Linked DNA regions of Mus musculus: regions 2 and 3 are each linked to region 1. The links are chromatin loops, found by intact Hi-C in ENCODE. Cell type or tissue: left cerebral cortex. All regions are shown on one strand.

The links. A loop is a pair of places that touch in the nucleus more often than their neighbours do. Peaks named below come from ENCODE experiments on the same cell type or tissue, not always from the same donor. Only the 100,000 strongest peaks of a DNase experiment are listed, where the experiment ranks them.
Region 2: a loop joins it to region 1, with 2.5 times the contacts of the local background. A loop is called at or near these places in 2 of 42 quality-filtered maps.
Region 3: it touches region 1 in a loop (2.4-fold over the local background); 4 of 42 quality-filtered maps call a loop at or near these places.

Annotation. Positions count from the first base shown.
Region 1 is chr5:132,534,613-132,542,612 of GRCm38, reverse strand. Auts2 (autism susceptibility candidate 2) reads left to right here. Exons shown (of 20, transcript NM_001363480.1): 1 at 1-1,098. The coding sequence starts at 790. Among named protein-coding and RNA genes, the nearest start is that of Auts2, 4.6 kb to the left of the region's middle. In left cerebral cortex, no CTCF peak of the experiment used is centred here; DNase peaks (open chromatin) are centred at 935, 1,468, 2,070, 3,059 and 1 more place; H3K4me3 peaks cover 2,521 bases; H3K27ac peaks cover 1,533 bases.
Region 2 is chr5:133,791,001-133,799,000 of GRCm38, reverse strand. No RefSeq gene overlaps it. Among named protein-coding and RNA genes, the nearest start is that of Gm36667, 200 kb to the right of the region's middle. In left cerebral cortex, a CTCF peak has its summit at 3,141; DNase peaks (open chromatin) are centred at 3,153, 3,398 and 4,557.
Region 3 is chr5:132,384,662-132,392,661 of GRCm38, reverse strand. The region is part of intron 1 of Auts2 (autism susceptibility candidate 2); the gene reads left to right. Among named protein-coding and RNA genes, the nearest start is that of Auts2, 150 kb to the left of the region's middle. In left cerebral cortex, a CTCF peak has its summit at 3,680; a DNase peak (open chromatin) is centred at 3,648; H3K4me3 peaks cover 333 bases.

The sequences.
Region 1 (8,000 bases):
GGGGTCTCGCCCCTCTCAGCTCGCTCTCCAGCCCTGGCTTCCCTTGGATGCATTTCTTAAAAAAAGACTGGGAGCCCGGGAGTGAGTTTTTCTGCGAGGCGAGTGTGTGAGAGAGGCGGAGGTGTGGGGTGTTTTCCTGCACGAGGGGGCGGGTGAAGTTCATTGCCACCCACCCCTCACTTCACCGTGACCTTTTCGGACCTCGGGCTTTTTTTTTTTTAAAATTTTTTGGGGGGTCTCTAGAGAAAGGGAGAAGCAAGGCGATTTCAGTGGTGGGGAGAGAGCATGGCCGCGGGGAGGGCTTCCCCAGTCTCTTGATCAAAGCATTCCGCTATTCTGATTTATTGCCTGCTTGGTGAGTTATTTTTTTCCCCCTTTCCTCTGTAAAGGAGACCTGTGTGTTCAGCCATTACTTTGCTCGGCGCTGTTCGCAGGCATCTCCGACCCTCGGTGCAGAGGGGAGCCCCACACTTCGCCCTCTCGCTTCCCCGTCCCTCCCTCCCCGTCTCCCCGCCCCTTCCCCCTTTTTTCTTTCTCTTTTCCCCCCTGCCCTCCCTTCTTGTTCTTCTTCGGATTCTTTTTTTTTTTTTTTTTTTTATTTCTCCCAGCCGCTTTCTCCCCCGCGCCCTTCCTCGCGGCGGGAGGGAAAAGCCCGTGCAGGAGGAAGGGGGGCTCGGTGTCAATTTTTTTTTTCTTCTTGGGGTGTGTGTGTGTGTGTGTGGCCGCGGCCCGAGCCTGTGGCGCGCGGGTAGGTGAACGGGGAAGATCCCCGGCGCGGTTAAAAGAACCATGGATGGCCCGACGCGGGGACATGGACTCCGGAAAAAGCGGAGGTCTCGATCACAGCGAGACCGGGAGAGACGCTCCCGGGCCGGGTTAGGAACCGGTGCGGCGGGTGGTATAGGAGCCGGCCGGACCCGGGCTCCCTCGCTGGCTTCATCGTCGGGCTCCGACAAGGAAGACAATGGAAAGCCCCCATCCTCCGCCCCGTCCCGGCCCAGACCCCCGCGGAGGAAGCGCAGAGAGTCCACCTCAGCCGAAGAGGACATCATTGATGGATTTGCCATGACCAGCTTTGTTACTTTTGAAGCGCTGGAGGTAAGGGGGGACCCCCTTTTCTGTTCCCCCCATGGTTTCCTTTTATGCATGACACCCCCCACACTCGGCTGCACCCCGGTTTTCTTGCCTCCCCCGCCGCACTCGAAGCTCTCAGTCTCGGCCGAGGTCTTATTGTTGGGTGTGGGGTTGTATGTAGGGGGAGCTGGGGGCAGATTGGCAGCAAGGAGGGAATCGCTAAGCTGTATGCCTGGTCTGGTCTTCTACTGGTTTCGTTCTTGTCCAGCTTGCCTTTCCCTTGCGCCCCCTTCCTGCACCCCCACCTCCCTCCACAGCAGATGGGTGGAAAGAAAGGGGTTCAGGCATCACAACAATGCGCCCCCCTTCTCCACGGATGGTTCTACCCCCACTCCTTTCCTCTTCTTCTCCCTCCCCAATCATGGCTTCTTGGCTGGTGGAAGTCTTTGCTTGGGTTTGGGGCGCCTGTGGACTGTTCTCTGTGTGCTTTCTACAGAGCCATATGTTCCCATGCGTGTGTGTGTGTGTGTGTGTGTGTGTGTGTGTGTGTGTTTTAGTCTGTCTAGTATATGCTTTTTCTGGATGTCCTGGGGATCAGAGGCTGCTAGGGTTTTGTGGCTTTTCTATACTCCCCCCTCCCCTTTTTTTGGTGAAGCTGGGGAAGGGGGCGTTTTCTCCTTGTTGGGAGAAAGGAGGGAGGAGGGGAGAAGAGGAAAGGATGGAATATCTTTTTATATAATGCATGGGGCTATATTGCAGAAAGGGTTAATGACAATATTATCCACACACATACATTTGCGTGTGGGTTGTGTTGGTGTGTGTGTGTGTGTGTGTGTGTGTGTGTGTGTGTATACATGAGCAATTTAGTTGAAGGACAGAAGAAGGTACACCAGGGAGGGCTGGTATGAGGCAAGATAAAATCCTAGCTGGCTGCTGAAGGGCTTGTCACCAGTTGTCCCTCTTTTCCTTTTTTTGTATGTGCCCCCCACCCCAAGTGATTGGCTTTGTGTATGTGTTTGTGTGTCTGTCTTTATTCCTGAGGCACCTGCAGGCAGCCTTGGTTTTTCAAATGCATATTTTCCTGCCTGCTAAGAGGCTCCTGGTGTGTGTGTGTGTGTGTGTGTGTGTGTGTGTGTGTGTGTGTTTGTAGGATGGAAGGAGCTGGAGGGAGACAGTCCAAGGGTCACAGAAAAGTATCTTTGCCTGGGAAGATTTGCTTTGGTGCTGGGATTGGTCATTGGTGTGTATACATTTAACTGCTTTCTTTCCTCCTCTTCCTCCCTTTCCCCACCCTCAACACACACAGCCACACATACACAGGAGGTTCCGAGGGCCTCCTGAGTTGATCCAGGACAAAACCAAAATATGGTTGGTTTGTAGCCTTTCATGGCACCTGACATAATGGTGTGGAGAAACTTTTCTCTTCCCTTTATTTATTTATTTATTTATTTATTTATTTAATTTATTTATTTATCTTTGCTGATATTGTGTTATTGTTTCAGGGGTGCCAAGTTGAGCTTTGTTAATGAGAGCATAAGCCTTATGTGCACTGACTGTGCAGGTTTAGGTTGTGGGTTCTAGACCTGTGTTTGGATGTCAAGTTTAAGTGTTTTTAAAAAGGCAGTCTTCCTGTCTGTCAGACTTGTTCATTTCTGTAAAGTGCTTTGGATGGGGGTGGTGGCCGGTGGCTGGTAGCTACTGGTTGGGGAGGAAGGAAGGGAGGCTGGCGATCCTGGCCTTGGTGATGACCAGAGATTTTGATGCTAGTATTTGGCTTAAACATCCATTTTAGAGTTGGTTCTCTGAGTGCCAAGTATTGAGTGTCACCAGTCAGGATGCTTATAACTGTGTTTTTGAACTTTGCAGTGGTGGATGGGTACTGCAATGTGACCTCTTTCTTGCTTTAAAATGGGCATTGGAGTGGCATCATGTCTCCTAAGAGAGAATGCTGCCTGGGCTTTGGCTCAGTATGGCTGCCTATGGTTGGTGAAGGAAAGACTTGAAAAAGCTGCTTACAAGTGGTTCTGTGCTCTGGGTAGTTGCCATGCCCTGCTGGGTGGCCCCACTTAGTCAGCAAGAGGGGCCATCTATGTCTTCTCAGGTGGAGATGGAAGAAAATTTTGCACTTGTTTTGCTAGAAAATGTTCTTGGTCCAGTCTTGTTTTAAGCCTTAAAATTTATAATCTTTAAAGACAACCGAGTTCAAGATGTACCTTGAATACCATACCTCTTTCTGCGATGCAACTTACTTCTCCGAGACTTTTCTTGATTTAAAACCTGAGGATGATTTGGTTAGCTGAACGCTATGGTACTTCTGTATCCACACGATATCACATATGTAATGGTGCATTGGTATAAAGGGTATAATTAAAATTTTTTTTTTGTATGAGAAAGTACATGGAACAGTAGGGGTAAACTCCAATGCACCCAACACCCCCAGAGCCCATAACTTACAATTCCTATGTTGCTCCTTCTGTAGTTCATTGAGCTCTCTCTCATCTTTCAGACCTGCTCTGATGACATCTGTAAATATTTCTGCATTAACCTCTCAAGTATATATAAATGATTCAGATGACTTTAGAAATCCCCACAGTACCATTATCTCTCCTCAGTAAATTAACAGTTCACTAGTATTCTGTCGAGTTATGTTTTTTAGAAAGTTCAGATTTTGTAGAAAAAAACCTGCTAATAAACCTGTTAAAACCATGTATTGGAAGATAAAAATAATCATGTTTACTTTTTTTTTTTTTTTTTTTTTTTTTTGGTGGTGGTGGTGGGGGTAGTGGTGGTGAGCGAAGTGTAGATATATTGGCTGTTAACACACTGTGTCCATGTTGGATGGTTTGAACCTAAGCTTGCAGTGACAGTTAGAGAGTCTCTGATGTTCACTACACTAAATTTGAAAGATTTACTGAACCGTCACCGAAAAATGTGAAGGCTTAGGTGGAGCAGGCAATTCAACTCTGAGCTTGGATAAAAGTGTGTGTTGAGAACATGTGTATGGCTCTTACCCTCTTACACTCTTGTCTCTCTTTTGCCTCTTGCCCCCTTGCTCCCCCTCTGCTCCCCATCCCCCCCCCCCCCCAACTCCACATGGCCATGGCCGGCCCCTGCTTCTCTACTCTCTCCTTCCCTCTGCCTTTTTCTGCCTCTAGGACTGACTCTCTGACTTACTCTCTTAACTCCCCTCCCCATTCCTTGAATAAACTCTATTCTATACTTATATAAAAAAAGAATATCTATGTTAAGAATTACCACAGATACCAAGAGTTACCCTAAATCCATGCTTGTGCTTGTAAATGAAAATAACTTTTACCATGAATCATCAAGAAGCCATAGGTATTGGCTTGGACAGTTAGGCTTACAAATTACACCAGTTTAGAGCCATTTCTGGCAGACTTGGGGATCACATACTTAGGTCGTGAATAGACAAACTGACTCTAAGATTTTGTCCTTAGAGACTTTGTGGTGGCTGCGACTTCTTTCCTTCCTTCCTTCCTTCCTTCCTTCCTTCCTTCCTTCCTTCCTTCCCTCCCTCCCTCCTTCCCTCCTTCCCTCCTTCCCTCCTCCCTTCCTTCCAGAAACTCCTAAGTGATAATGGAATATTTTGATATAAATTCTTCCAGACCAGCTTTGGTTTTACAGATACTAGGCTAAAGGTAATAAGCATAATGGCAGCCTGCAATCTTATGCTTATTCTTTACAATCGTTAGATTTTTTTATATAAGAAGATGGGACGCTCAGAGGGCAGTTTGGCATCTCCCACATGTTATAAGCAGTGAAACTGGCTGAGGTAGTTGCATATTCTGCAGGGACACTTGTCTTGAGTAATTGTGCCCTGAAGTTCAAGTATGTGATTACCAAGAGTCTCATGATAGAAGATAAGAGGGTAGGTGAGGAGGCTAAAGTTGAACTGTGTGTTCTCATTACACAGTTGAGAAGCAGAAGTGCCATTTAGAAACAGTAGTTCGTGTTTGGGTATTCTTTAGATGTTAGGACGAGGGCAAGTAGTTCTAAATGTGTTGCCTGTTTTAGTTTTCTGGGAGGGTAGTGGGCAGGGTGGTGTTCTGTAGCACAGGCTAGACCTGCACATTCAGTAAAACCCTGCTCCAGCCTCCAGAGTGCTGGGCTATCCCACTTGGCATAAACCCAAACAAAGTGGCTTCTAGCACTCAGAGTGTAAATGGGAATTTCGGTACTCTGGTACCAACAGGATGTACTTCATGGTGTGTCGGCTGAGGTGCTTTTCAGCATTCTTTAGGTTTCTATTAGGAAGCCAGGATACTACTCCTGGCTGAAAATTTGACTTTGCAAATCAGTTATTTTTTCCTACTCTTCTTCTTTTCTAACTTGCATGTTTCTTTTTGTACAGCTGACCACAGGGAAAGAAAGATGACACTGGTAGACTTGCCAGATAAGTCTGTTGGTGCTGTAGTGTTCTGGGGGTGGGGGTGGGGTGGGGGGAAGACTGATTTCTGTGTGTAGAGGATCAAATACAGGCTTTCCCGTGACCATTGCTGCCTAGTTCTGCTTCAGGATTCACCCTCGTATCAGTGGTCTATTAAGACTTTTATACGGAATCTGACACTTTTCTTTCTTAGGTCTAGTAGGTGCTAGTCATTTAGTTTTGAGAGTTCACTTTGTAAGTTTATGATGTGCCTCATGCCACTCAGCAGACATGTATGCAGTGCTTAATACGTACTAGCCACTAGGAGTTGAGGAGCCTAAAATGTTCATAACGTCTGGAAAGATGCAATATCGTTGATAAGTTAAATCTAATACCTACAAAATGATTTTGAAACAGATACTTGAGTCATGTTAACTTAAGTAGACTTTTAGAGAGGAGAGAGTGAGATAAGGTTTTGTGTGGCTGTGTGTGTTTTGAGACATGGTCTCATGCACTGTAGGCTGGGTTCGAACTTACTGTGTAATGGAGGATGGCCATGAACTTGTGATCTTCCTCCTTCCACCTTCTGAGTGCTGGGAAAATAGGTGTCGACCTCATCTTCTATTTTGGCTGTGCGGGCGCTTTGTGTATGTGCTAAGAAAGCAGCCTATTAACTGAATTACATCCTCAGCCCTTGAGAAGTCCTTCTGGAAAAGATGGGCCCTAGAAGTATGTAGTGATTGGTGGATAAGATAGTAGTGAAAAATGGGAGCGCTTTCTGAAGAAATAATGAAGGCACCACAGGAAGAAGTCCAAGAAGACACTGGGCGATTAAGACTAGGGGCCGGGAAGTCTGGTAGGAAAGAGTACAGAATTATCAAAGAAGTTCTTAGGAGACCGGGAGACCCAGCAGCCAGACTTGGCCTTTCTGAGTAGTTGTATTGAGCCACCTTGGGACATCACCTCCTTAAGCAATCTTTTCCCCAGTCCTCTGTATGTGGAAAGATTGAGTTGAAGTTATAGCGAATGCTCTCAGGCTGAAAGGGAGCATAGCCTTGTCCAGGTCCCTCATTTGTGTTTTGGACTGCAGCAGAATGATCAGTTCTCAAATACATTTTAGAATGACTCGTTCTGCCAGAATTAAAAGTCTTTATTATTTGAATGTGAATTTGGATTATCAGAGGAGGAAATAGAGTGTACCTTATCTCCTAAATCTCTCTGGCCACAGAATATTTAAATTCTCAGCACTGTATCCATAAGTCAGTAGGGAATATGGGTTAAGGTGTCAAAGAACCCATCCCAGATCTTGGACTTTGGTGATCTCGGAGAGTCAGGGGATTGGGCTGACAGAAGAGTGTAGAAGCTCAGCTTCGGAGGCTGGTGTACGGGAGGCTGCCGCAGGAATGGCACATGAGGTCTGTGATAATATTAATAGAGAGATGTCCACTTATTTTTCTGCCTCGTGTCAACTGTTTTCCTGATTTTTTTTCCTAACCCCACCAGGAGGTGAGTGTTGGTGACCCCTTTTCACTAATAGCTCTTTCTCAGTGTGACAGCTGCTGCTCGATTCTGATGCCACCAAGTTGCCCTCCAGCCAATGCTTTTATCTTCCCTCGGACCCTTCTGGTTTTATGTATTACTGCTTTTTAGCAACCTGGAAAAGAAGGTTGGGATGAGAGGGGAATTTGACATTGGTGTTAAAACAAAGGTTTCTGGTTAGCTGGCTCTTGGCTTGCAGCACATGGCATGGTAATTCACAGAGGGTCAGAGCATTTCCAGTGCTGTTTCAGAGCTAGAGAAAGGCATGGATCAGAGTCTTTCTCCACGACTGGACTGTTTTTCTTTCTGTCTTGCAAAGTTTGCCTGTGAGATTGCTGAAGGAGGTTCAGGTCCCGTCATTGCAGTTCTGAGAAGAGTGCATAACTCCAGGTTCTGAGGACGTTCTGAGTGATTGGAGCAGGGGGAAGAGTGTGGATTGCTTGTGTGCGTGAACTCAAGCCTTTTTACCATACTCACCGGACTTCTGTGCTTTACTCTGTGAAGCAATGATTAGTTGGAGGAGTCTTTATGTGAGGTGAATTTGCAGGCCTTGGTAGGAGGCCTCCCTGTGGCTCTTGCTAGCTGTGGAGATTAACTGCTTTAGCTATGTTGAGTAAGATACAATGAGTCAGATGATTTAAAGAAGTGGTTGGTTCTGAGAGAGGTGTTCCATTAACACTTACTTGGAAAAAGGTTAATACATTTTTTTTTTTTTTATGGGAGTGTAACTCAATGGTAAAGTACTTGCCTAGCATGTGCAAGGCTCTGGGTTCAGTCTTCCAGCACAAAAACAAACCCAAAGTAATTTATTGTGATAGAGGTTCTGGGACACTTGTGTATAAAGCTATTTTTTTAAAAATACTGTCAAAAATAAATGGTGATTATTTAGTTTGAGAGATTGTTAAGACTAGAAAGTCATTAAGCACAGAAAACAACTGTTGGGATTATTGTGGAATAATGTAGGTCAACAGAAGAGTGAGCACAAGTACTGATTAGAAGT
Region 2 (8,000 bases), 1.3 Mb before region 1:
CTAAAGTGGTATTGCATAACTATTTTCTAGGGATTGGGACATTTCATCTGGGAGGGAAGCTCACTGAAACTCAGGAAGGAAAGGATACTTATGAGGCTCTAGAAGTTATCTAAACTCACAAGTCTCAGGAAGTTCCTGAAACTTAAGAGATACACATGCTCTCGCCTTATGGTTGTATAAACGGTAACAACTGCTATAGAAAGAACCCTCTCCAAACTTCCAGGCAGAGTGCAAGTTAAGAGAAGCGAACAAAGAAGGTAGCTTCTGTGAGACATCACTTACGTTCATGTAGGATTTGGGGAGATACAGCAGGCTTTATAACACCCATGTTTCTATCACCTTTACTCCTGCAAGGAACCCCAATACACTCAGTGGTTTGTGAAGCTAGACTTGAGTTGAATAGTTTCTTTAAACTGTCATCAGGGGTTTGTCTGTTCACATTTTTTCCCCAGGAAAAGTCTCACAGGGGTGTATCAGAGTGTACAGTTAGCATTAGACTTTGGCTCCTTTTCAGATTGTCTTCCCTGAGATGTTACCTTTAAGCAACCACCACTGAACTATGAGTTGGAAGACTTAGTATCGGTAGAAGAGTCAGCAGATAACATTTAAAGCATAGGTAGGCATCTAGGACCAAAGCCAAGGTAAGCTAGCTTATGCCAGAAAAACTCAGGATTCCCCATCATTACCATCCATTGAGTTTTCTAGCTGATCTTGAGCTGTAAAAGCATCACATCATATGATTTGCAAGTCTGAAACCTCTGGCATGTGTGGAAACTAGGGACATGTAAAGATGGACAATTTAGAGACAGAAGGCTCGATGGAACTATCCTCAGTGATGTGGAATAGGACAAAAGAGAAGGACCAAGCACCACTTTTAGTCTCGAGACAGGATATCTCACTGGTCTAGAACTCACCAAGTAGGTTAAACTGGCTGGCCAACTAGTACCAGGGAATTTCCTATCTTCTGCATCTTCCCAGAACTGAAATCATAAATGTATGTCATCATATCTTGTGTGTTCTGGGGCTTGAACTCAGGTCTATTTGCTTGTAAGACAAGCCTCCAAACATGTTAATTTTTATGACACCAGTCAGGAACAATTAGGAAAGAGTTTAGAGTGGCCTACACAATTCTAATGGCTAAAGATAGTTGTAATAATTATGTAGTTGTTTCTTCTAATATTTAATTCATACTTGGTTTCTTCAACCTAGACTGTCATAACTGTCTTCTTTTGGGCTTTCTGTTTTAGATTTTCCCACAATTCAACTGACCCTTGTCCTGGTGAAAATCAGATCTTCCTGTTCTTTGTAACATTCTGTGTCCCATCCTTTCCGTTCCCATCTTTAGTCCATAACCCAATTCCACCCTGAGCACCCCTGGGGCATCCCTGATTGACAGTACCCTTCTTTGCATGCCTTGTGCTCTGCCCACATTGAACTTTATTTGATCTCTCTAAAACTTGTACTCTCAAGTAATATTCTTGAAACATTCTGAACATCCTTACATCTCTATTCCCGTGTAGATATTTCCTTAGAGCGGCTAAGTTCTACCATAGAGGTAAGCTTATTAAGATTCAGGATGTTGTAAAGATAGGCTAATATTAAGGCTCAGGAAGTAAACAACTCAGAAGTCACAGGAAGTCCCTGAAACTGACAAGATGTACAAAGTCCCATAGTTCCAAAGGCAATATAGGCAGTTATAGCTGCTGAGGAAGCTCAGCTGAGCTGAGATACCAGAAATATATCCTCTCCAACTAGTAGATCTGCCTTAAAGTCATGCAGTGAACTCCAGGGTTCCAGTTTTTATGAGCTGTTACCCCTGCTATGGGTGGGCTTTCAGTGATCCAGCTTACTTTGGGTCCTCCCTGCTCCTATTAGTCATTCATCACTTATACTCCTGCACATAGTCCCAAATAAACTCACTGTTTCACCAAGTTGAACTTTGGTGTTATGCTTACTTTGGTATGCCATTGATTCTCTGACTGGATGGAGATATTTATTCATGCTTCTCCTGGAAAATTATCATACAACAGGCTCCTAGTATAGACCTCAGACCTGTCATAACTCTCTAGCTCAGTTTCATTCTTGATGTTGTCTTTCTCTTTCTTAATGAACTCCCTCTATTTCTATCACATTCTGTGGGTCTCCAGTCAAATTCTTTTTTCCAGGACACAGGAACCTGGAAGTCTCAGCAGGTGTCCTCTAGACTCAGATTGCTTACTTGTCGTGCTGCTAGGACAAAATACTTGAAAAACACAACTAGAGGGGGAGTTTACTTTGGCTCACAGTTTGAGGGTATAGTCATAGTGGCAGGAGCATGAGGCAGCCAGCCACATTGCACATACAGTCAGGAAGCAGAGAGAGATGGATGTTGGTGCTCAGCTCACTGTCTCCTTTTTACTCAGTCTGGGACCCCAGTCTATGGAATGGTGCCACCCACATTCCTGGTGGCCCTTCCCACCTCAATTAAAGTAATCTAGATAATCCCTCACAGATATGCCCCAATACTTATCTGCTGGATTATTTTAAGTCCTGTCAATTTCACAATCAATTGTAACCACCACCTTCGATTTAGGCATCAGTGAGCTGTGCCCTCTAAATTGCACAATACTTAAATCTTAGAATCCTAACAGGATCGATAGATCTAGTTTGATAGATGTCTCTTGACCTTGACTCATACAGCACAGAGACACACTTTGCTAGCCTGAGGCAGAGGAGTCTAGAAGTTCTTTCAAGCAGGGAACAAAGCTCAGGCTGACTGACCCATGGTGTTAGAAATCATTCTGAGCAGAGACATGTGCTTATATTAGGAACCAGAGTCTGCCACTTGGGAGCATCCTGAGCCCTCTACTCTATTAAGGGATTTCTTCTTATCTCTGGGGTTAATGCATCCATTTCCTGTAAATGGAGCCGGATGTCCAATACACATCACCGACGGAAGGAAAAGATGTGCCGCTTGAGTTGGTTAAACACCAACAGCTGCTCTGACTTAATTGGGTTTTATTCTATTTGATCTTGGATAAAGAGGATTTTTGAGAGTCTATTTTTTCTTCTTCTTAAGTGTTCTTGCTCAAAAAATAATAAAATAAAATAAAATTCAATATCCTAATGTCAGTGTGGGTGCCAGATCCTTGCTAGCCAAGCTTGGTACACACGGGGGCAGTAGTGCATCACGGACCTAATAGGAAACAACCACAGGGAATTCTAACTCTAGATGTTTTTTTTCCCCCTTCCATTTCATATATACTGGTGAAAAGTATCACTTAAGACAAAGTTGGGAATAAATTAAGCAGGGAACCACGTAAAGAGGTTTATATTTGCTTTTTCATTCTTGCCATAGTCTGTGAATTTTTATACCTTGACTATTTCCAACTGGCTCACAAACCCCCAATTTAAATTTGATGGTGCCATCGGGTAGTTACCATAAACTTGAGGGTGTTCCTGGGAATTCTGGGTCAAGATAGAAAGTCTCTACATGTGTCAGTTGATGGTTTTGAGTGCCTGGCATGTTACCAGTCACTTCTATCACTCAGTTTACAATTGCAATCAGCCAGAACTTTGTAGACCTGTCAGTCCAGTTACTTGGGAGGCTAAAGCAGGAGGACCATGGGTTCAAGGCCAACCTAGGCAACAGGGTGAGTTCAAGGCCAGCCTGGGCATCTATGTAAGACTATCCCAGAATAAAAAATTGGAAAAGAGTTGAAGTTGTAGCTTAACTAATAGAGTATTTTCCTAGTATGGGCCAAATCCTGGTTTTAATTTCTAATATTTCCCCTCTCTTTAAATTCCAGAAAGCTCATAGTATTATTCGGATAAATGGACCAGAAGAGAAATCAGGCTTGAGGGATCTAGCAAACTGCTCAGATTGAGCAACTCAAGGACACAAACTTTTTATTTTTTATTTATTTTTATTTTTTATTTTTTTGGTTTTTCGAGACAGGGTTTCTCTGTATAGCCCTGGCTGTCCTGGAGCTCACTTTGTAGACCAGGCTGGCTTTGAACTCAGAAATCCGCCTGCCTCTGCCTCCTGAGTGCTGGGATTAAAGGTGTGCGCCACCACGCCCGGCTAGGACACAAACTTTTGATCTCATTCTGGGAATGCAGCAAGAATGATGCTTATCTTGTTCACTCATTAATACAATTTTAGCAGACAGAAGCAGGACTGAACTGCACGACCGATAATAAATACTTGCTGAGTGGGTAAATAGCCAAGTGTTGTCTGATTCCAAGTATATTCTTCGTATAGCTCATTGTGTGTGTGTATGTGTCTGTCTGTCTGTGTCTATGTGTGCGCACATGTGTGTGCATGCATGCTCATGTGTGAATACATATGTGTTTGTGAGAATGTTTGTATGGATACATACATACTTACGCTCATGTAGAGATCAAAGGTCAATGTTGGGATATGTCAAACTTCGGTTTTTGAGACAGTGTCTCCCAGTGGGACCTGGGGTCTCACCCAGTAGACCAGACTGACCATCTCTTCCTCTCCAGCACTAAGTGAGCACCACCAACCTCCTCTTTTAAAGTGAGCTCTCAGGATCTGACTCAGCTTAGATGCTTCTGTGGCCAAGTACCTCCCCCAGTAGGCTATCTAAGCTGTCTTCCCAGTCCTATGTGTTAGGAAGAGGAATAGCTACCCGTCAAGTGGTCCTAGTAGATATCCTATTGCTGCAGTAGCTTCTTGATTCCAGAAGAAAACAATCCATCCAGGAACTCCTCAGATCGACACTCAAGAATCAGAAGGTAAGGAAAGGCTATCAGCACATCTTAAAGGGTGATTGCTTGCTGAAAAAAATTGACTGTGAAGCAAAAGAAAGAAAACAACACAGTATGGATTTATGAGCATTAGATTTCATCCAAAGTAAATTATGTGCACAACTGCAAGATAAGGGGCGATTAGCTACCTGGGGGGAAATGTGTAGAGTTTTTGTTTCAGTGATTCAAACCACAGAGATATGATGACAGGCACGAAGAGGACAGAACCCAGAAAACCATTCACTGAGTAGCCAATGAGTTATTTGGAAGTGGGGGACTCCCCAATAGTTTTGGCTTACATATCCAATTCAATCTTGTCTACACCTCTGCTGCCCTGTACTAGACTGCCCTGTAGACTTGGTGAAGGAGGATAGAACTGGTGGATGTCTTTGGAAGTGGCAAGGCTCAGAGGGCTGGGAAAGCTTTGTGAACATCCTTTGGCATTCCTGAGATTCTGGGGATGATGCATAAAGGAAAGACTTTGAATTAGGGCCCTAGACTGGAAGACTTTTGGCACTCAAGGTGTTTGCAAATTTAACATATATAAGTTTTCATATAGTTGAAAGAAAGAAAGAAAGAGAGAAAGAAAGAAAGAAACAAAGAAAGAAAGAAAGGAAGGAAGGAAGGAAGGAAGGAAGGAAGGAAGGAAGGAAGGAAAGAAGACCAAACTCTTTAGGAGGAGGCAAATCAGTGTAGTTGCTTGGGAGATCTGGGAAGAATGTTCCACCCTTTAAGTGTGTCAGGAAGGATCAGGTCTGTTATTAACCTAATTACTTTTCTTAATGTGACCAAATGTCTGACAAAAAGCAACATAATGGAGGGGAGGGGTGTATTTGAGCTCACAGTTGAGAAGATGCAGTCCATTATGGTGGGAAGGTGGAAGGCATGGTGACAAAATTCAGAAATGAGAGACAAAATAATCCCTTCCTCACTTAGGTTGTTATTTCAAGGCTAATTCATCACAGCAATAGAAAGGGAATTGATACAATCTGTGTATATATACCTCTCATTTATTGTGGGTTTTTTGTTTGTTTGTTTTTTGTTTTTTGTTTTTTGTTTTTTTTTTTTGCTTGTTTGGTTGGTTTTGTTGTTATTTTTGATGCAGGGTTTCACTTTGTCATCCAGGCTTGCCTTGAATGTATGCTCCTCCCATCTCAGTCTCCTGAGTACTGGGATTAAGGACATCCATGCCACTGTGACTGCCTTTCAGTGATTCCTGAATCTGCACCTTCTTTCCCTCCATCTATCACCTATGAGCTAAGCTGTTTGACTGCAGAGGTGTGATGAACTTAGAAACCTATCACCTGCTGTTAGCCCTTCCACCCTCTGGTTTCTGGACCATTGAGAAGATGATCTCTATGGTCTGGTATTGAAATCAGGCTGAATTTACCACCAGTCCTAGTTAGCTCTGTTAACACAGGCTACCGTCATCTGGAAGGAGTCTAAAGCAGATTGACAGCGACGAGGGGCACATCTATGGGGGATTGTCTTCATTATGAATTGATGAAGAAGGACAAAGCTCACTGTGGGGAGTACTCTCCTTAGGCAGGTGTTCCTGAGCTGGATAAGAAAGCTAGGGAAGCACAAATCTGTTATTAAGCCACGGTTTCTGTTTTAGGTTCCTGCCTTGAGTTCTTGCTCATGGTAGACTATAACCCGGAAGTGTAAGATTAAATAAATCCTTCCCTCCCCAAGTCATTGTTGGTCAGAACATTTTATCACAGCAACGGAAAGGAAACTAGAAAGTCTCTGCGGCATATTGATCTTCTGTGCATCCCCAGGGCAGGGGAGGGTGGCACACAAATATTGCCTTCTGCACACATCATGCCTTTTCTGGTTGCACCTGCTGTTTATTCAACCTAGAAACCCTCTTACATACACAGGATGCTTTGCCCAGTGAATTGCTTCCTAGTCTTTCATATGGACTCAAATCTCTGTTCATGAAAACCATTCTGACTATAGGAGGGCCATATCCTGGCGATCATCCCGAAATTATTTTGATGTGTTTGCTTGTTCATGTTTGATGATGCATGTGTTCCTGCATGGATGGATGCCAGGGGATACCCACAGGTGCCATTCCTCATATATTGTTTGTTTGTGTGTGTAAAGTGATTTTGAGACAGGCTATCTCACTGGTCTGCAACTTGTCCTGGTGGGCTAGACTGGCTTGCTTGTGAGCCACAGGGATCTGCAGGTTTCTACTTCCTTACCACTGGGCCCTCCTGGCTCATCAGGTCACTGCAGGACTAGGTGCATTCTCTCCCTCTGAGGCCAGACAAGGTGGCCCAGTTAAGGAAAACCAGATTCACAGGCAGGCAGCAGATTTAGGGACAGCTCCAGTTGCTTGGGACCCACGTGAAGACCGAGCTGCATGTCTGCTATATATGTGCAGGGGCCCTAGGTCCAGCCAATGCTTGCTCTTTGGTTGGTGGTGTTTAATCTCTGGAAGCCCCTGAGGGTTCAGGTTACTTGACTCTGTTGGCCTATGGAATTCCTGTTCTCTTTGGACCCCTCAATCTTTTCCTCAACTCTTCCACAAGATTCCCTGAGCTCCATCTAATGTTTGGCTGTGGGTCTCTGCATTTCTTTCCATTGGCTGCTGGGTGGAGCCTGTCAGAGGACAGTTATGCTAGGCACTTATCTGCCTGCATAACAGTATCATTAATAGTGCCAGGGATTGTCTTTTGCCCACAGGATGGGTCTCAATTTGGGTCAATCATTGGTTAGCTATTCCCTCTGTCTCTGCTCTATCTTTTTCCCTGCACATCTTATAGGCAGGACACATTATGGGTCAAAGGTTTTTGTGGGTGGGTTGCTGTGCTTATCCCCCCACTGGGAATCCTGCCTGACCTCAGAACGTGGCTACTACAGGATCTATATCCCCAATTGCTGGGAGTCTCAGCTAGAGGTGTCTCAGCTATAGACACCTTGGAGCCTCCCCACATCCCAGGTCTCTGGCATATTATAGAGAAAGTTGGTTTTTAAGGTGGGCTCTGGGGAGGTCAAACTCAGGTCTCCCTGCTTGCAGCAGTAAGCTTGTTAGTAAGCCCCTATCTGGATAGTGTGTATCTGCTCATATTTTTTTCTCCTGTATTGTAAGTTTCTGGAAAGTAGAGCTCTCGTTTGTCAGTGCCTGGAAGACTTCTTTACACGCAGCACACATCACAATCTGTGGAAAGAATGAACAATGAGGACACTGTGTATGCTTGAGTCCAACTAGATTGTCAAAATATTGGTCAGTGAGA
Region 3 (8,000 bases), 150 kb after region 1:
CTGGGTGTGCTGGTACATCCACTCCACATAAGATAAATCTTCGTGGAGTGTGCTGATTCCTCCTTCACAGTTGGCCAACCAACTGAAGGAGTGAATGCTGAGTTGCTTTTTCCTCCTTCTGTGCTGGCTTGGGTCCATTTGACATACTGTAGTTCATGGGTCAAAATAATCTCTAACTTGAAAGGGTAATAAATGCATGCTTCAGCTGCCTGGAAATACCCCCAAACTGTTCTAGAAGAAACTGGGCACCAGTTCTGAGGTTTAGCCTTGATCCTCTGGCTGGGAGAATTGTATCCGATCCAGTGTGCCATCATCTGGCAACCTACAGCTATTTAAGGGCTGTACCTTCCATTGCACCACTTCTTCGAATGGCATATTTGGCTGGCTGCTGCGTCTGTGACTGGAATGGAAACACATTGCTTATTATTAAGGCGGTGACTGGCTGTGGGGGCCACGGATGGCTGTTGTTCTTCATTGTCTATTGATCCAGTCAGTTAGAATGGCAGCGTTAAAGAGCTCAGTCCTGTCAGGGAGTCTGTGGGATTGTCTTTCTGTGCATTGTATTTTCTTGATGTCTTGGTACAGAGGCGGGGCTGAGGGGAAGTTTGGACAGAGAGGGTTGTTGATTTTGAAACTAGAGAGGAGTTCGGAGAAGCACTTCTCCGAACACAGGGGATTCTTCAAACCCTCCGTGAACTTTGTAGATTGTACAGTACTGATACTAGCTGTGTGAGCTGGAATTAACTAGAATCGGAGCCAGCATTTGAAGGCTGAGGTTCTCCCTGCAAAGGCAAGTGTTTCCAGCTTACCTCTACGTTTACCCTGCTTCCTTCCTCTTGGTCTTCCATGCACTCGGCAATACAGACATCTCGATGAATCTGTTGGCTGGAGTTTAGGTCATGGATGAATAATGAAGGGACTTCTTGTTTTCACTCACTCAACTTATTTGTTGCATATGTTCTCTTGCCAGAGCGTTTTTGTTGGTTCTGAGGTTACAGCAGCGTGTGAGCACAGTTCTAAGGTTTGCAAAATGTGCACTCTGGTGTGGTGTTGTAGTGCAGGGTCTTATTAGAAGGGCTCCAGCTACCCTGCTGCCGTTGAGGGGTGTAGCTTGGGCTGAGAGAATGCAGAAGGACTCAAGTTTTGTTCAGTGTTGTCATCTACTGCCTTTTTCTGTGCCTCAATTATTCTATCTGTAGTATTAGGGCAATGTGCCCTATGTAACTACTTACAGTGTCCTTTTGGCTGCTGTCATTTATGGCCTATTTCCAAACATTTTAGCATAGTTGTCTTTAACAAGTGCTGTGCCCTGAGCCATATTTATATGTTTTCTTAAATTTACACTTAAAATTTTTGATTGACATAGTATTTACATATATTCTCAGGGTATAAGGAAATATTTCAACACATGTGTGTCCTGCAATCATCAAGTCATAATCAAAGCATAACTGTCACCTCCAACATTTGTTACATGTGCTGGAAACATCCACAGCCCCCTCTTCAAACTTCAAATTACCGTTAACTGTAGTGATGACCTACTGGGTTGTTGAGTACTTGGTCTTAATTCTCTTATGTTTTATACTTAGCGCCTAATTCTTTGTCTTCCTCCCTTTCTTCTTATCAGCCTCTGGCAACCACTATTCTATTCTGTAACTTTGTGAGACCATCTTGTTAAGTTTATTCATGTGAGTGAGAACAAGTAATATTTATCTCTCTCTGTCTCATTTATTTCAGGTCACAGGATAATTTCCAAGTTTAACTATGTTGTTAGAAATGACAAGGATTTATACTGTTTGTTTAGCAATAGAAAAAAATCCCTCTTGTTGTATGTATGTATGTATGTATGTATGTATGAACCCCTCATCTGTCTATCAGTGGATATTCTATGTACATGCCAACCCCCCCTCATCTGTCTATCAGTGGATGGTTTATGTACATGCCAACCCCCATCAGTCTATCAGTGGATGGTCTATGTACATGCCAACCCTCCCCCATCTGTCTATCAGTGGATGGTCTATGTACATGCCACCCCCTCATCTGTCTATCAGTGGATGGTTTATGTACATGCCAACCCCCATCAGTCTATCAGTAGATGGTCTATGTACATGCCACCCCCTCATCTGTCTATCAGTGGATGGTTTATGTACATGCCAACCCCCATCAGTCTATCAGTGGATGGTCTATGTACATGCCACCCCCTCATCTGTCTATCAGTGGATGGTTTATGTACATGCCACCCCCCCATCTGTCTATCAGTGGATGGTCTATGTACATGCCACCCCCCCCATCTGTCTATCAGTGGATGGTTTATGTACATGCCACCCCCCATCAGTCTATCAGTGGAAGTTGATTCCTTGTCTCAGCAATTCTGAATAGTGTCATAATAAACAATGTTTACTCGTTAATTTTTATACCCTAAAGAGGGAAAAAATAGTTGTTATTGGAGAATCGATAGTCATGTACAGTTAAGAACTAGTGAATTTATAAGCCTTACAAGGCATATTTTCAAATATTTTAATTATAAAATTATAGCATTTATTTGGTGAGGCATGGTGGCACAGGGGCTTTTCTGGCAATAAAGTTACTGTTGAAGATGCAGGGATGGAGGCTTGGCTTTGGTAATTACTTTTAAGAAAGTTATTTAATACATTTTCTTTTTTTTAAAAAATTGAACACCCATATTTTAAGGGGGAAAAGCTGGGAATGGCAGTGTGTAATTATAGTCCCAGCCAATGGAGAATCGGCGATCAGTAAGAATCATTCAAGCCTAGGGATTCAAGTACAGTGTAGACAACTAAGCAAGAACTGGTTCCATCCTAGAAAGAAGCAACAGTGATGAAATGCTTATTATTGTTTATGCAGATAGATAGATGGATAGATAGATAGTGTATCTACATATGTGGGATGTGTGAAGGTCAGAGGCTAACAATGAAATGCCCTTATTTTATTTTATAATCTTTTTATTTTATATTTTGAGACAAGGTTTCTTATTGTACCTGAAGCTTGCCTTTGTGCCAGGACTAGTTGGCCAGCAAGCTCTCAGCATTTTCATACCCCCCCCCCCTCACCGCTGAGGTCATGGGTGCACTGCTGAGCCCAGCTTTATGTCAGTTCAGAGGATCCATGTTCAGGCCCTCAAGCTTGTGTGGCAGGCGCTTTATTCAATGAGCTGTCTCCCCAGCCTGAAATGTTTGATTTAAAGACATATGTCTATGAAAAGTCTTTGCATTCTTTTGTGTTCTATAAATTGGTTGGTTGCAAGTGAGAGAGAGGTCTTGTGTGTTCCTAACGTGTTCTTTTTAGAAACAATGATGGTTTTTGTAAGAAACATTATGTGTGAAACCATAATATAGAATCCGTTTTGTTACGTGTCTTCACCATAAAGCTCATGGTTGGTACAGTATTAGATAAAAGTATGGGAAAAAATGATACTCAGATATTCACACCTCTAAATGCGTGACAACCGAAGATGAACCTAAAAACAGCAGCAACACCTTACACTTGCCTTACACACACATTTTATATAAGGATAGTAAAAGTGTTGAGAACAACCCTTCATCATGATGCTGAAGTTGCTTCGGTGCAGTTGAGTGCTACACAGAATGTCGTTATCTACTGTGCTGTGAAACAGGGAGAAAATGCCTGGGGACCTGGGAGACAGTGCCACCCAGTGATGCAACCAGGATGCTTGGGCATCCTGAGCCTTTCATATCTAACCCAGCAGGGTGTGGAGGCCAGCGCCGGGATGAAGGTAGTAGCATGTCTGTTTAGAGCTGAATTTGGATAAACAGTTACATAAGACGACTTGGCTCTGATTCCCTTGGTAAGGAAGGCTATCTACCTCCCTACTAGGTCTGTTTTGAAATGCTCTGGTTGTTACTTTTCTCTAACAGAGAGGTCACTCCTAACTGTCCATCATCTCTCTGTATTGTATTTTAGACAAAAGAGACCTAGAGTCTGGGGTTTTATCATAACCCACCACTTAAGAGGCTTTTGAGCTTCATGGCGTGGCTTCTCTGAATCTTTCCTTTATTATTTATAAAGTGGAGTTCATCAGAAGCACATACCTGATTCTTCTTGGTGATATGAGGTCATATACAGCAGTGTTTCACATGAATGCCATTGTCATTTTGTGTTCCCCCTACCTCCACGTTTAACTTTGTTCTGCTGGCATATTTAGCTAACTACCTTTTTTCCCCTTTGTTTTTATATACTAGTATTTTTTTAAGATTATTTTTTCTCTTTAATTATGTGTGTGTCTGTGTGAGTGGAGGCCTCATTTGTTTAGGCACCCGACTAGGCCAGAAGGCAGTGTAGGTGAGGGTGTGCTTAAAGAAGAGCAGACAACTTAGAAGTGACTATACCAACTTCCAGCAAACTTTGCCCAAAGATTGAACTCCTCCCAGCCTTTATAGAATGTTCATGAGCCCAATCTTATGAAGGTTACCAGTATATAATCACAGCTGCTATGGGTTGTGAGGTCATGTCATGCCAGGAGGACACACATGCCTTACAGCTAGATTAAAAATGAAAAACTTTCCTATTAAATTAAAAAAAGTAATACACACACACACACACACACACACACACACGAGAATCTTTAGTATCTAAAAGTGTGGTTCTTAAACTACATTCCCATTGGTTGTGTAACCAATCTTCTCAACTCTTCATCCTACAAAATGTAAAACCCTACTTATTAAGGAGCATTTCCCTATTCTCTCATTACTCAGGCGTTGGCAAAGGACCTTTCTTTGTTCCTGTCCCTGAATTGCAATATTCTGATTAGCTGGCATAGGAATCAAACAATATTTGTCTTTTGGGAACTTCACATATTGTCATGAAGATCTTCCAGCTCCAGGCCGGTCAGGAATACTTAGTGAGACCATGTCTCAAAAGAAAAACAAATTAGCCCTTAACCCTGTACTTAATTACTTTGCTTGGCACTTTAGTTGGGCTAAATCATTTAGTTTTTTTAATAGCTCAGCAGAATAAATTGTAGTTGTATAGTTGATGAAACAGATGCTGAGAATGGAGATAACCTGCTTAGTTGAGGTAGAGTAGTAGCCTTTGAAGGTTTATCGTTTTGTATGAAGCTTGTAAATGGGTCTCAGAGGAGGTGGGTCAAGAAGACAAGCTCCTACAAGGAAGGGCTTGATTTTGTGCAGCTTCGAAGGACAGGGAAATGTAGACTGAGTGGGTTCCCTTGAGTCAGAGTCTCATCCGAGTGTACTGTCTTCATAGATGGGGCCTTAAGTGTCTAAACCATAGAGAGGAGGCAGAGTGGATTCACAGGCTCAGCTGTGCTCTTTTCCCATCCCATGCAGTGAGTAATAACAAGAAGGGAAAATTAACACACACCCCATGACTCTTGACATATAGATCAAAACATATCGATGGTGTCTTGGAACTCTGATAATTTCATTGAACTGTGTGAGGCTTAAAATTGATACATAGGCACGCTCCTGATTAACATTAAGTGCTACTGTCAGTATGACATAGCTGGATAAACTAATATTGAATAATCTATTAGATATGTCACACTTGAACAAGAAGTGTAAATCATACTGTATTATTTCAGCTGTAATTAGGTGGGAGATAAAAATCACAAACAGATGGGTTTGGTGGGAAATTTTTTTAGCATGCATATAGCATCTCTGGAATGTTTCTTTGTTCCATGCAGAGGAAGAAGTTGACCGCTTTCCAAGTATTGATGGCTGTGCAGGCTGTGAGAGGCTGAGGGGTGACATACATAACGTTCACAGAGTGGGTTTCGTTTATAAATTCTATGAAATTAGCTGAGATCTTCCTGAAGTTAATGGCAGTGAAAATGTGCCGTTCTGTGTTTAGCTGGATAGAGTCAGTTTTCTTACCTGGAGAGCCACTGCTCCTCAGGTTATGATGATGCTGCACTTGCATTTTCTCCTCTCCCCTGTGAACTGGCTGCTGCCTCTATTATCTGAGAATGAGTGATTCAGGTCAGAAATTGTGGGTGAACAGCACAGTGTGTCATATCAGTCCTTTGGTGTTTGGTGGTGCTGTCCATCCAGATGACTAACCTGGTTACAGAGGATAAACTGGTGATAGGAATCAAGGCAAATAATAATAATAATAATAATAATAATAATAATAATAATAATAATAGCAATAATAGCAGCAATAATGGCATTGTTTTAGAAGGGGTCAGCTAACCCAGCTATAGCCAGGGAAAGAATATAATTGCAGAGGAAAGGTTATGAAGGGTAAAATACTTTAGACAGTCAGAAGGCTGCTCCCTGCACAGCCAGTTTTTTGGTGAACAGCTCTTAGCCTTCTCTGAAGACTGCTGTGTGTGGTGGATGGCCAGCGCTGAATGGATATGAGAGCTAGTAGTAAAACCACATATGCCGCTGAGGTCACATCTTCTGCCAGGTGACTGGTGTGGTTACAGAGGTGGTTTTATGTGGGGCTAATGCGTTAAAGCATGTTATGAGGTGTTTATAGTGTCCATGCTCTATTGAGAGGGTGTGGTTTTGTTTTTCTCTTTACCTTTCTCCACCCCCTTTTTCTTCTTCCTTTTCCCACCTCTTTCCTCTCCCCTCCCCTTTGTCTTACTTGCCCTCCTACACAGAGTTTTATTGATGGCAGTTAGTAGTGTTTTGTTTGTTTGTTTGTTTGGTGGTGGGATTGAACCTGATACCATGCCCATGTTAAGCATATACTTTGCCACAAAGCTACACTTCTGGTGCTTTTCAACTGATTCTTAGCATATTGGTTCATTGGTTTTAGGTGCTATTCTGTTAATACATAGAAGCATCTTTGGCACTTTAATGTCATAGATGAGGAACTTTGTGTGGGTGTGGAAACCATTCAGCAAACAGTGAGCCAAAATCTATATAATACTATCTGGGAGATGTGTCCTTGTGACTGTCAAGGGCATGTTCCCCAAAGCACTTGAAGGGTCAGTGGGAGCATTCTTGGCTACCTGAAGCATGTTTTTAGGTGCCAGTCTCTTGCCTGCAATCTAGCTGCAATCAATAGTTTGGGTTGCAGCCAGCTGGACTGTTGGGAGATACTGTGCAGTGTTAAGGGCGAGCTAATGGAGCTAAGGCAGTTGTCCTGTTTTTCCTAAGTTTCAGCTTCCTCACTAAGCTTTACCTAAGACCTTTCTGAATCTCATAGATAGTAGACTTCATAAAACAGGGGTTTTCAGAGAACAGCAGAAGGCTGACACTTCCCCTTTTAGGTCAGTAGCTTTTTCCTCGTTGTATTGTTTAATCTACCTCTGCCTTCCCCCTCTTCTCCCTCCTCCTTTCCCTCTCCCCTTCCCTCCATCTTGCTCTTTTCAGATATACTTAGAAGGACTTAATAGCACCATTTAAACCTCAAGAGCAAACGTAGAACTGATTTGTTCGTGAACACAGCCAGTTGTACTTCAAATGACAAACAGTTTCATGCAAGGCAGAACAGGTTGCTACTTGAAAAGAACTAATGGCCAGCTGGTTTTAAAGTGGATCACAAAAGGAAATGTGACATTTCTTGCTGGCCTCGCAGAATACGGAACCTTGAGTTCACAGGTTGGAGCACTATGGGAGTGTTTAGTGTTCCGTCGAAGAAACCCGATGACTGGCCCTGCTGTCACCCTGGCCAATCTTTATTTGTGGTTCCTGTGTAATAATGTGACCCTTCCCCCACTAAAGCATCCAGAAATCTTTCCACATGTGTCCATAAGCTTTTATTTTTCTACAATTTGGTATGGTGTTTAATGACTTGTTTATCAAGATCAGTTTCTTTTATATTACTATTAGCAGAAATGTGTAAGAGGGAATAGTCAGAATGGCGATTGGGGTTTCAGAGGGAAATTTATTTGGCTATGAGATAATAGTGGAATTAACTTGGAGCCAAAGGCTGGTATCAGATTCAGCCTAAGAAGTTAGAGGGTGCCAAGTGTTTCTGACTTTGTAGCGATCCTTTGTTCATTCCTACATTCTTTCACTTAGGTAGTGGAGGTGTGCTTAAATACA